Regions from separate parts of the Homo sapiens genome. Here all the other regions are linked to region 2. The links are chromatin contacts, found by Hi-C or POLR2A ChIA-PET in ENCODE. All regions are on one chromosome and are shown on one strand. Each heading gives the region's core, a stretch centred on a gene start or an enhancer-like site at or near the end of the contact. The rest is flanking DNA. Distances are from core to core; before and after follow the strand shown. Region 1 holds the start of HSH2D (hematopoietic SH2 domain containing). Region 2 holds the start of CHERP (calcium homeostasis endoplasmic reticulum protein). Region 3 has its middle 51 kb from the start of AP1M1.

Region 1 (3,823 bases), core at 1,324-3,823, 400 kb before region 2:
TAAGGAGGGCTATTATGCCCATTGCACAGATGCAGAACTGAGGCTCAGAGAGGCTGAGCAACTCACCTTAGGACACACAGCAGGTGAGTGAGAAGCAGGGCTCCACGTGTCTCCTGCTTAGACCTTGTTGACCACAGAGGGCAGACGAGGTGCTGCTGTTGCCGAGGAGGAGCAGGGGGGTGAGAGAGGCACCCAGGGTGAGCCTGGGGTTATCTAGCCCAGCTGGGCCAGGGCAATAGGCCCTTGGGGAGGCCCCCAGTAGGATCTGGGCCCTTTCTGCCTGAAAGGAGAGGAGGAAGTAGTTTTGTTTGTCTGCCTGGGGTACGAGCACACGGCCAGAGCTGGCCAATCTGTTAGGCACACAGGGCCTGCACCCAGGACCCAAGTGCTGTGTGGGACTTCCCAAAGGGCTTCAGCTTATTTAAAATCAGAAGAAAAAAAACTGAACATCCTAATAATAAATATACAATAAGGAATCCAGCCTGGACCACATCGGTCTTAATGCCAACACAGTTGTAAAATAGAATTTTAAGCTGGCACGGCGGCCCACACCTGTAATCCCAGCACTTTGGGAGGCTGAGGCGGGTGGATCACCTGAGGTCAGGAGTTTGAGACCAGCCTGGCCAACATAGTGAAACCTTGTCTCTACTAAAAATACAAACATTAGCCAGGCGTGTTGGTGGGCACCTCTAATCCCAGCTACTCAGGAGGCTGAGGCAGGAGAGTCACTTGAACCAAGGTGGGCGGATCGCTTGAGCCCCAGGAGTTTGAGACCAGCCTGGGCAACACAGCAAGATCCCATCTCCAAAAAAAATATTTTTTTAATTAGTCAGGTGTGGTGGTGTGTGCCTGTAGTCCCAGCTACTTGGGAGCCTGAGGCAGGAGGATCACTTGAGTCCAGCAGTTCAAGACTGCAGTGAGCTATGATCATACCACTGCACTCCAGCCTGAGTGACAGAGTGAAACTCTGTCTCTAAAATAGGTTAGTCAATTAATAAAAATATTTTAAAATATTTTATAATGGAGGAAGTCCTGGTGTGGACCTATGCGTGCCATGAGACCCCAGCCTGTCCAGGCTCAATTCAGTTTCAAGGCCTTTGTGCCTGCTCTTCCCTCCCCCAGCCTGGGCAATATAGCAAGACCCCATCTCTACAAAAAAATATACTCTTTCTGCACTACGCACTCCCCAAATCAAGATGATTCCTTCTCACCCTCAAATGCCCCTTCCTTCACGTCAGTTAGGTCACCTCTGTGGGTTTGTGCAACTGCTGTTCCCACTTCCTGTTTCCCCTTTGGATTTTTTTGTTTGTTTGGGGTTTTTTGTTTTTTTGTTTTGTTTTGTTTGGTTTTCGTTGGTTTTGTTTTGTTTGAGACGGAGTTACACTCTCGCTGCCCAGGCTGGAGTGCAGTGGTGAGATCTCAGCAAACCGCAACCTCCACCTCCCGGGTTCAAGCGATTCTCCTGCCTCAGCCTCCCAAATAGCTGGGATTACAGGCATGTGTCACCACGCCGGGCTAATTTTGCAGTTTTAGTAGAGACGGGATTTCTCCATGTTGGTCAGGCTGGTCGCGAACTCCTGACCTCAAATGATCTGCCCACCTTGGCCTCCCAAAGTGCTGGGATTACAGGCATGAGCCACCGCACCCAGCTGGTGTTTTTTTGTTTGTTTGTTTTGCGGGGGACAGAATTTCCCTCTGTCATCCAGGCTAAAGTGCAGTGGCGTGATCTCGGCTCACTGCAGCCTCTGCGTCCCTGGTCCAAGCGATTCTCTTGCATCAGCCTCCTGAGTAGCTGGGATTACAGGCACCCGCCACCACGCCTAATTTTTGTATTTTTAGTAGAGACAGGGTTTTACCATGTTGGCCAGCCTGGTCTCAAACTCCTGGCCTCAAATGATCCACCCGCCTCGGCCTCCCAAAGTGCTGGGATTACAGGCGTGAGCCACCGCGCCCAGTTTCTGTTCCCCCTTTGTTGCTTTTGTTTTTGTTTTGAGAAGGAGTCTCACTCCGTTGCCCAGGCTGGAGTGCAATGGTGCGATCTCTGCTCACTGCAACCTCCGCCTCCCGGGTTCAAGCAATTCTTGTGCCTCAGCCTCCTGAGTAGCTGGGATTACAGGCGTGCGCCGCCACACCCGGCTGATTTTCGTATTTTAATAGAGACGGGGTTTTGCCATGTTTGCCAGGCTGGTCTCAAACTCCTGACCTCAAGTGATCCGCCTGCCTCAGCCTGTCAAAGTGCTGGGATTGCAGGTGTGAGCCACCGCACCCGTTCCCCGTTCTCCCTTTGTAATGATGTCTCACTCCTCTTCACTGCTTGATAGATTATAGATGCCAGGAGTCAGGGGGCCTGCACCTGTCTCCGTGTCACCCCTGTGTCCTCCAAACAGCAGGCACACAGTAGGTGCTCAATAACAACTTGCTGGGGGCAAGACAGGAGCAAGCTGTCTCTGCACCTGTGGCACCAGATGCTTTGTTGGACTGCAGACAGGGTGACTTGAGCTGTCCTTGTTCCGCCCCCAGGGCTCACCTGCTTGAGGAAACAGGAACTGCCTCGGGGCAGCCAGCCCCGCCCCATTGACGTGCAGACCTTGAATCGAAACCCAGGCTCCTGCAGGCACTGGCACAGCTACAGCGAGGGCCTCGGCCATCCAAGGGTCTCCCAGGTATGTGACCCAAGAGCCTCAGCCCTCGAGGAGACAGAACGTGGGGGCTGGGCTAGGCCAGAAGGAGGGACAGGGCTAGTGGGGCCTGGGGTGGCAGGAGGGATTTTCTAGGGGCATGGGGGAGAGCTTCGTGGAGGAGGGGGTATTTGTGGTGACCACAAATGGAAAATGGAGCTGGAGTTAGGGAAAAGGGGGTCTTGGCAAGACAACAGCATGAGCAAAGGTATGGAGAGGCAAGAGAGAGAGAGCAAGGATGTCTTTAGGTCTAGAATGTGGGTAGCGGGGAAGTAGAGGAGGCTCCCAGGCCAGGGTCAGGAGCTTGAATTTGAGCATGCGGTCTTTCATCACTAGATAGCTGTTCACCAGCAAAGACCCTTGCACCCTCCTCTGTGCCAGGCCAGCACCAGGACACAGAAAAAAACAACAACACAGGAACCTAGCCCTAAGCCCTGATCCCTAGGAGGCCCTCAGGCTGGTGGAGACAGAGCAAGATAAAGACACTCTAGCTCCATGGAGTCATGGCTGGACCAGAGAGAGGAACAGGGGGGAACGTTGGGGACAGAGAGGGGTGCCAGGGTGTTGTCTGGGGGGAGATGCAGGAAAGCTGCCTGGAGGAGGGGACATTTTTACTGGGTTTTGAAGGATAAATAGGAGCTCTTCCAAGTAAAAAAAAAGAATAAGCCTGTAAACATTACCCCATGATAGGTCACAACTGGATTCATGAATATTGTATATATATCTCTATATATACACAGTGCTAGCTAAACTTTCCTAGGTAAATATCATTATTCCCAAATTAAAGACAGAAATACAGGGACAGAGAGCCATTAAGTGACTTATCTGAGGTCACACAGCGGCTAAGTGGGCGAGCTAGGGTTTGAACCCAGGCCATCTGGGTCGAATTCTAGGCTCTTTTTTTTTTTTTTTTTTTTTTTTGAGACGGAGTCTTGCTCTGTCGCCCAGGCTGGAGTGCAGTGGCTCGATCTCAGCTCACTGCAAGCTCTGCCTCCCGAGTTCACGCCATTCTCCTGCCTCAGCCTCCCAAGTAGCTGAGACTACAGGCGCCCGCCACCACACCCAGCTAATTTTTCGTATTTTTAGTAGAGACGGGGTTTCACCATGTTAGCCAGGATGGTCTCAATCTCCTGACCTCGTGATCT
Region 2 (3,959 bases), core at 659-3,158:
CACCTGACTAAGTTTTGTAATTTTAGTAGAGATAGGGTTTCACTATGTTAGCCAGGCTGTTCTCAGACTCCTAACCTCAAGTGATCTGCCCGCTTCAGCCTCCCAAAGTGCTGGGATTACAGGCGTCAGCCACTACGCCTGGCCTCCTTTCAAGCCTTTTCTTTTTCTTTCTTTCTTTTTTTTTTTTGAGATGGAGTCTTACTCTGTCACTCAGACTGCAGTGCAATGGCGTGGTCTTGGCTTACCGCAACCTCCACCTCCCGGGTTCAAGCGATTCTCCCGCCTCAGCCTCCCAAGTAGCTGGGACTACAGGCGCGGGCCACCACACCCGGCTAATTTTTGTATTTTTCGTAGAAACAGGGTTTCACTATGTTGGCCAGGCTGGTCTCAGACTCCTAACCTCAAGTGATCTGCCCGCCTTGGACTCCCAAAGTGCTGTGATTACAGTATGAGCCACTGCAACAGGCCTCCTTTCAAGCTGTTTAATCGAACACCAACTGTGTGTTATGTATTAAGGGACAATGACCTTGTACCTTAATACAAGACGAGCGTGTAGTCCCCTGAACTACACGCTCGCCGAAGCCAAACAGACCTTGTTTGGGTCATTGTACCTTAATACATAACACACAATTGGCGTTCGATCAAACAGCGGACAACCACCTCTCAATGTCCATCTACCTGGCAAACTCCTAGTTATTCATTTAAACAATCTAGAGACGGGGTTGGGTACTGAACGTGACAGATGTGATACCTGCCCTGAGCAGCCGCACCACCTGGTGACTATCCATTATTCAAAGGCCAGCTCTGCTTCCTAACTTTAAACTTCTTTAGAGCAGGACTGGAATCCTGTTGCCTAAATGAACGAACATTGATAAACACTTGCCAATAACTAAAACTCAGAGGGATAATTCTTTTTGATTTCTGCTGCAGGCATCTGAAATGCACAAAACCTTGCTGGACCCACAGGGAGACGGCAAAGGGGGCTGGACAGTGCCTGTCCCATGGACTCCCATCCGGCCTCTATCACTTCCTCCCTAGAAAACACTAAAACAATCACGCTACTCCTGCTAATCTCCGTCATCAGTCTGCAAAACAACAGCAAAATCCCTGATCCAGAGCCCAGGGGGGAGGATCGAAAACCTCGTTGTTCTCCATTACAGTGGCACCCAGCAGCCGCTCTGTGCAGGGCCGTGGGAACAGCGGAACAGGGATCGTGTGGACCGAGCTGCTCCACTTCAAAGAATAAACGACCCGAAAGAAAGAGGTTTGTGGCAGAGCCCGGACTGGAATCCGAGAAAGGAAGCGCTCGATGGGACGGCCTGAGTGCCGGAGGGGACTCACGCTGCTGCTGCTCCAGCGCCAGCTTGCACTTGTAGTAACTGTAGAATTCGCCTCCGAAAAGAAACGAGAATTTGGGGTTGTCCTTCTGCTTCTCCATAGTCATCTTCTCAAACTCGGGCCCATTGCGAGCCACGAACTGGGCGAGCTTGTCGATGACATTTCGAAGCTCCTGGTCTGGAGGACGGAGAAAAGGCCACGCGGGGCGTCAGCGAGGACCGCCCAAAGCCGGGGGACTCGGCGCCCCAGCCCCCGTCCGCCTTGCCGGGGACCCCAAGGGGGTGGGCCCCGAAGAGGCCGCCCTTGTACGGGTCCCGATAGGGGCCACACGCTCGCCGGGAATGCGGGGACCCACGGGAGAGGCCGCAGGCGAAGCCGCGAGGCCGAGCCCCGCCCCCTCCCAGACCCGGGGACTCCGGGAGGCGGGGCCGGCCAATAGGAGGTTCCGGGGAGAGAGAAACGGTCTCTCGGCCGGTTTGGGTCTCACCATCGGGGGGCAGCGGCATCTCCATGGCTCCGGCCGCGGGGAACGTCCTCCGGCGCCACACGATCGACCACCAGCGCCGTCTGCGGAAGCCGGCCGGAAGTGGCGCGAGGGAGCCGTTTACGGCGGGCTTCTAGGGCCGCTTCCGCCCGCCACTTACGGCCGTCGCTGGGAAACTCCGGAAGTGAGAGCGGGAGGCAGGCGGGAAGAAGCCGCGCGATGCCTGGCGCGCGGGAGGGGCTAGCGACGCGCACGCGCAGAAGTTTCCTGACACTTTCGCAGAGTGGGTCCCCGTCGCGCGGCGCCGCGGAAAGGCTGGAACGGCGCGGGTGGGTGTTAGTCGAGACCGGGGGGCGCGGGGCGTGCCCCTTGGTCGGCGTCGCAGCCCGATGGGCTGGCTGGTTGCTACCTCCGGGCGACCAGGGGCCTGGGGACTTCGTGCCTGGGCCAGGGTCTCTTTCCTTTCGCGGGCACAGTGAGGAGACTGCGAGGTGAGGTGCGTCCGGGTGGATCCCGGGCTGCGGCGACTGTCACATTCTCCCCGGCCAGACCGGAGGTGGAGCAGAACTGGGGGCGACGAGCTTGACTGGGATTGCAGCTGGACGTATTTAGGTTCAAAACATCCTCCTCCTGGCTTTCTTCCGCTCCACTCTTTGGTCAGGAAGACTGGGGCGGGGTACCCCCCAACCCATGCCCTCAAATTGCTGGCCTAGAGGGCACAGCGCCTTTCTAAAAGCTGCAGTTGGGTTGCCTCTAAAATAATGAAGCTAACCCTTGCTAATTGTGGGGAAAAGATAGCCAGAAGCAGCAAATTTCTGCTGTGGACGTCCGATATAAACTGATCCTCTTGAGATGGTTAATGCTTAGTTGGCTATACCTGCCCCCCGCCCCCGCCGCTTTTTTTTCCTTTATCCGTTTTTTTTTTTCTTTTTTCTTGAGACAAGGTCTTGCTCTGTGGCCCACGCTGGAGTGCAGTGTCATGATCATAGCTCACTAGCCCTGAACTCCTGTGCTCAAGTAATCCTCCCGCCTCGGCCTCCCAAAGTGCTAGGATTATAGGCATGAGCTACTTTACCCAGCCTGTTTTTTTCTGTGCAAATAAATGCACATGTATTTTAGATTAGTTTCATTTTTATTGTTAACAGCATTTTTCCACCAGATGCTTATGGATTGACAACTCTACATCAAGTGTTGCTGTAGGCTAGGAATCAACAAAACTTTTTGTATAAAAGGGACAGAAAGCAAATATTTTAGACTCTGCAGGTCAGGAGGCAAGATCAAGGATTTTTTTTTTTCTAAATGTCCTCTAGTTCATATTTTCTCATGAAGATCGAGGATCTTAATTGTTTGGTTTTTTTTTTTTTTTGAGACACAGTCTTGCTCTCTCTCGCCCAAGCTGGAGTGCAGTGGTGTGATCTCGGTTCACTGCAACCTCTGCCTCCCGTGCTCAAGCAATTCTCCTGCCTCAGCCTCCAGGGGAGCTGGGACTACAGGTGCGCACCACCACGCCCGGCTAATTTTTGCATTTTTAGTAGAGATGGGGTTTCACCAGGTTGGCCATGCTGGTCTTGAACTCCTGACCTCACATGATCTGCCTGCCTTGGCCTCCCAGACTGCTGGGATTACAGGTGTGAGCCACCCTACCCAGCCTTATTTAGGTATTTCTATAACCAGAAAGAAAAGTTCATAAAATTTTTGTTGGTGAAAATCAAAATATGATAACTGAGTAGTTTCTTAAATACAAGTTGCTACAGTTTGAATGTTTGTTCCTAATCCCCAGTGAAACAGTATTAAGAGGTGGAGCCTTTAAGAGGTGATTGGGTTATGAGGTCGTGCCATTCATGTGTTAATGGATAAATAGGTTATCATGGGAGTGGGACTGGTTTGGAGCTTGCAGTGAGCTGAGATTGCACCACTGCACTCCAGCCTGGGCGACAGAGTGAGACTCCATCTCAAAAAAAAAAAATAAATAAAATAAATAAAATAAAATAAAAAGAGGAAGAAAGGCCAGGCTCAGTGGCTCATGCCTGTAATTCCAGCACCTTGGGAGGCCAAGGCACGCAGATCACCTGAGGTCAGGAGTTCGAGACCAGCCTGGCCAACATGGAGAAATCCCATCTCTACTAAAAATACAAAA
Region 3 (4,324 bases), core at 180-2,679, 290 kb before region 2:
TAAATGTAAGAGCACAGAAAGAAGGAAATAATAGGGAGTAGATACAAAGAAAATGGAAAAGAAACACTCAATAAAGAAAATCAACAAAGTGAGTTTATTTAAAAAAAAATGAATGAAATTGAAAAACCGCTAGGGAAATTGATCAACATGAAAAGAAAGCACACATAGCTGTTACTGGAATTGGGTTGGGGGAGACATTACTATAGATTTAAAGACATTAAAACGATTAGAACAGGACACATGTCTAGGGTTGTGTGAGGTATTCACTTCCCAAGGGTAGAGAGCTTCTGCTCACCAAGCTGTGATCCCTGGCCTAGAGTTCCAGCCACATAGCGAGAAAGGGGTTTCTTTTTCTAATTCACAAAACACGATACAGGCTAGTGGACCCCCAAATAAAAGAATATTTAGAATAAAACCCTATCAAAAAAAAAAAACAATAGCTAGAACAGTATGAACAATGCTAGGGGCTGGGTGTAGGTGGCTCACGCCGGTAATCCCAACACTTTGGGAGGCTGAGGCAGCTGGATCACCTGAGGTCAGGAGTTTGAGACCAGCGTGGCCAACATGATGAAACCCCGTCTCTACTAAAAATACAAAAAATTAGTTGGGCATGGTGGCAGGCACGTGTAATCCCAGCTACTCGGGAGGCTAAGGCAGGAGAATCGCTTGAACCTGGGAGGCGGAGGTTGCAGTGAGCCGAGATCACGCCACTGCACTCCAGCCTGGGCAACAGAGTGACTCTGTCTCAAAAAAAAAAAACTACACTTGATCTTAGCCAAAAGGCCAAGACACGATAAAATAATAATAATAATAAATGATGCTAAGGAAAAGAGTGACTTGCTGAAGGACGTTGTCCCCATTATGTGTGCAAAGTTTAAAATTACATGAAACAAAATGATGTATTATTTATGGCCAAATAATAAAAGATAGAGCCATCATCAGCATGTCTGTGATGGCCTAAGACCATCTTTTAATAAAGATTGTAATTCAGGTCATTCCCCTCCCCTGCTCAAAATCCTCCCATGGCTCTCCAGTGCCCTCAGAGTAAAGTCCCCGCTCCCTTGTCCTCCGGGTCCAGCTGGTCCTCCTCTGGCTTCCACTCTCGCCTTTCCTCCCTCTTCACCTGCCACTCGCGCCTCTTTGCCCCAAGCTTGTTCTCACCTCAGAACCTTTGCAGTTGCCAGTGCCTTCTGTCTGGTGCACCCTTGCCTCCGCTGCCTCCTTGAAATTCATTGCTCAACTCAAGTGTCCCCTCCCCTCCAGCCACTCCAGCTTGTCGAAACATGCAGCTGTGATTTGTTCCACTTTTGCTGGCACACCCCTGGTCTGCCTAGAAGTTCCACAAGGACACCCCCGCCCCATCTGATTTGTCACTGCTGTGTCTCTAGGGTCCAGAGCAGTACTGCTCTGGGACTGGGATCTGGGGATGCAAGGCTCTGCCAGCCGTGACCACCAGGGGGCATCCACGGGTCAGAAACCACGGCTTGGAGACCCACCCGGCCAGGCCACAGAGAGAGGTGTGCGGGACAGGCCTGGGAAGAGGGAGACTCCAGCCCTCTCTGAACACAGCGACCCCAACACCACTGCTATCCTTCCTGAGGGTCCTCCCTGCAGCCTGATGGTGAAGATGAGGAAACTGAGGCTCAGAAAGGCCACAGGGGACGGGCGCGGTGGCTCATGCCTGTAATCCCAGCACTTTATCACTTGAGGTCAGGAGTTCAAGACCAGCCTGGCCAACATGGTGAAACCCTGTCTTTACTAAAAATGTCAAAAAAAAAAAAAAAAAAAAAGCTGGGCATGGTGGTGGGTGCCTGTAATCCCAGCTACTCAGGAAGCTGAGACAGGAGAATCGCTTGAACCCAGGAGGCAGAGGTTACAGTGAGCCGAGACCATGCCACTGCACTCCAGCCTGGGCAACAGAGTGAGACTCTATCTCAAAAAAAAAAAGCCACAGAAATGTCAAACACTCCTTCCCCCTCCTCACAGGACATTGACAGGGAAGCTACAGATGGAGGGTGGGTGGGGACGCTGGGGTCCCTGGCCTGGCTGGGAGGACCAAGTCAGGGCAGCCAGGCTCAGACTGACCCTGCTGTCCATGAGGAGCCTCAGCTCACACAGGCAGCCCAATCCCTGCCTGGGTTCAGCAGCTCCCATTGCACACATGGGGAAACTGAGGCTCAGAGACAGGCTGGAGCTGGACTCTGTACACCAGAACCCGGCAGGTCCTGCCACACCATTGCTGCCCAACGAATCCTCCCCAGCTGCCATCTGTGCTGGGGCTTGGGGACTCAGTGTGGACGACAGCAGGCGGGTGCCCCTCACCCACTTCCCACCAGTTCCCTATTCAATAGATGGAGAACTGAGTCTGAGCCCACCCAGCTTCATCCAGGGGCTACAAACTCAGACTACCCCCCACAAGAGGAAACGCCCAGTGGCCTGCCCCTGGAGTGGGTAGGGAAGCCCCGTGTTCAAAGCTGTGCCCCACAAACCTGGCTCCCCGTGCTGTGTGACCTTGAACAGGCTCCTTGCCCTCTCTGGGCCTGTTTCTCTGTCCACTGGGGGCCTCTTCATGCCATTTTGTTAGAAGAGTCTCTAAAAGAAGAAAAAGATCACTTGTCAACCAATTAAGAACTGCTCAGATGCTCTTTCTAAGCACTGAGGTTCTTTTACATGACACAAAGACCCTGATATGGCCAGTGCGCTGTTGTTTATTGAAATTGAGGTGAAATTCACATAACACATGGTTAACCATTTTATTTTATTTTATTTTTTATTTGAGACAGGGTCTCACTGTGTCACCCAGGCTGGAGTGCAGTGGTGCGATCACAGCTCACTGCAGCCTCGGCCTCCTGGGCTCAAGCGATCCTCCCACCTCTGAGTAGCTGGGACAACAGGCGCATGCCACCATGCCTGGCTAATTTTTGTAGTTTTGGGTAGAGACAGGGTGTCACTAGGTTGCCAGGGCTGGTCTTGAACTCTTGGGTTCAAGCGATCCTCCCGCCTCGGCCTCCCAAAGTGCTGGGCTTACAGGTGTGAGCCACCGTGCCCGGCTACAGTTAACCATTTGAAAGTGAACAATTCAGTGGCATTTAGGACATTTGCAATGTCGTGCAACCTCTGTCTGATTCCAGAACATTTCCATCACCCCAAAAGGAAACCCCGTCCCCATCAGCAATCACTCCTCATTCCTCTTCCCCAGCCCCAGGTAACACCAATCTACCTTATGTCTCTATGGATTTGCCTGTTCTAGGCATTTCATATCAATGGAATCTCACACTACGTGGCCTTTTGTGTCTGGCTTCTCTCACTCAGCATTGTGGGGATTTATTTGTTTGTTTGTTTGTTTTTTGAGACGGAGTCTCGCTCTGTCGCCCAGGCTGGAGAGCAGTGGCACGATCTCAGCTCACTGCAACCTCTGCCTCCCGGGTTCAAGCGATTCTCCTGCCTCAGCCTCCCAGGTAGCTGGGATTACAGGCTCCCGCCACCACACCCGACTAATTTTTCGTATATTTAGTAGAGAAGGGGTTTCACCACATTGGCCAGGCTGGTCTTGAACTCCTGACCTCAACTGATCCGCCCGCCTCAGCCTCCCAAACTGCTGGGATTACAGGTGTGAGCCACCATGCCCGGCCAACATCAGGTTTTTGAGGTTCACCCTTGTCACGGCATGGATCAGCGCTGCATTCCTTTTTACGGGTGCATAATATCCCACTGCATGGATAACTCACATTCTGTGTATCAGTTCATCTGCCAACAAAAATGAAGGCTGTTACCACCTTTCAGACATCATGAGCCATGTTATGAACTTTCACACACAAGTGTCTGTTTAAACACCTGCTTTCAATTATTCCCGGTATATACCCAGGAATAGACTCCCTGGATCATATGGTAATGTTAGGCTTAACTTTCTGAGGAATTTCACAATTTCACCGTGTGTGTGTGAGTATGTGTGTGTGTGTGTGTGTATGTGTGTGTGTGTGTGTGTGTGTGTGTGTGTGTTTTATAAGGCCCCTGGCCAAACTGGGAATATAGTGCCTAGAAATTTCTGGCAAGTTCTTTTCTCTGAGCGCTTTCCTCTGCATCAACCCGTCCCTCCCACCAGAGCCTGCTCGACCCTGGCTGACCATAGTCCCCTTCCAAAGCGACCCCAGCCCGCCCAGCCTCAGGGCAGTATCTGCACCTGTGTTATGTCCCCATCATCCATGCTTTGAATGCTACTGATATTTTGTATACTTAAAGTGCTACCCAGGCTGGGCGCGGTGGCTCACACCTGTAATCCCAGCTCTTTAGGAGCCGAGGCAGGCCGATCACCTGAGGTCAGGAG

The links. Hi-C counts contacts between places; a loop is a spot of excess contacts on that map. ChIA-PET counts read pairs that join two places held with the same protein, here RNA polymerase II (POLR2A). Pooled maps may share reads with other maps.
Region 1: a pooled map shows a loop between it and region 2 (5-fold over the local background). The contact joins the promoter of HSH2D here to the promoter of CHERP in region 2. A Hi-C loop is called at or near these places in 2 of 37 single-sample maps with no recorded cell type and 3 of 50 pooled maps. POLR2A ChIA-PET finds 5 or more read pairs at or near these places in 4 of 52 experiments (AG04450, activated B cell, activated naive CD4-positive, alpha-beta T cell and 1 more).
Region 3: a loop to region 2 is called in a pooled map, with 3 times the contacts of the local background. The contact joins the enhancer-like site here to the promoter of CHERP in region 2. A Hi-C loop is called at or near these places in 3 of 50 pooled maps. POLR2A ChIA-PET finds 5 or more read pairs at or near these places in 6 of 52 experiments (K562, WTC11, activated B cell and 3 more).

Annotation. Positions count from the first base shown.
Region 1 is chr19:16,141,112-16,144,934 of GRCh38, forward strand. It overlaps HSH2D (hematopoietic SH2 domain containing), which reads left to right and starts at 2,574. Exons shown (of 6, transcript NM_001382417.1): 1 at 2,574-2,663. RefSeq lists enhancers at 1,867-1,916, 2,015-2,709, 2,197-2,356, 2,437-2,696, 2,837-2,916 and 2 more.
Region 2 is chr19:16,540,529-16,544,487 of GRCh38, forward strand. It overlaps CHERP (calcium homeostasis endoplasmic reticulum protein), which reads right to left and starts at 1,909. Exons shown (of 17, transcript NM_006387.6): 1 at 1,826-1,909; 2 at 1,342-1,515. The coding sequence starts at 1,850. RefSeq lists silencers at 1,541-1,610, 1,621-1,810.
Region 3 is chr19:16,246,327-16,250,650 of GRCh38, forward strand. No RefSeq gene overlaps it. Among named protein-coding and RNA genes, the nearest start is that of AP1M1, 51 kb to the left of the region's middle. Within about 2 kb of position 1,430, at least 2 of the 41 ENCODE cell types and tissues checked have a DNase peak (open chromatin) inside an H3K27ac peak, as active enhancers do.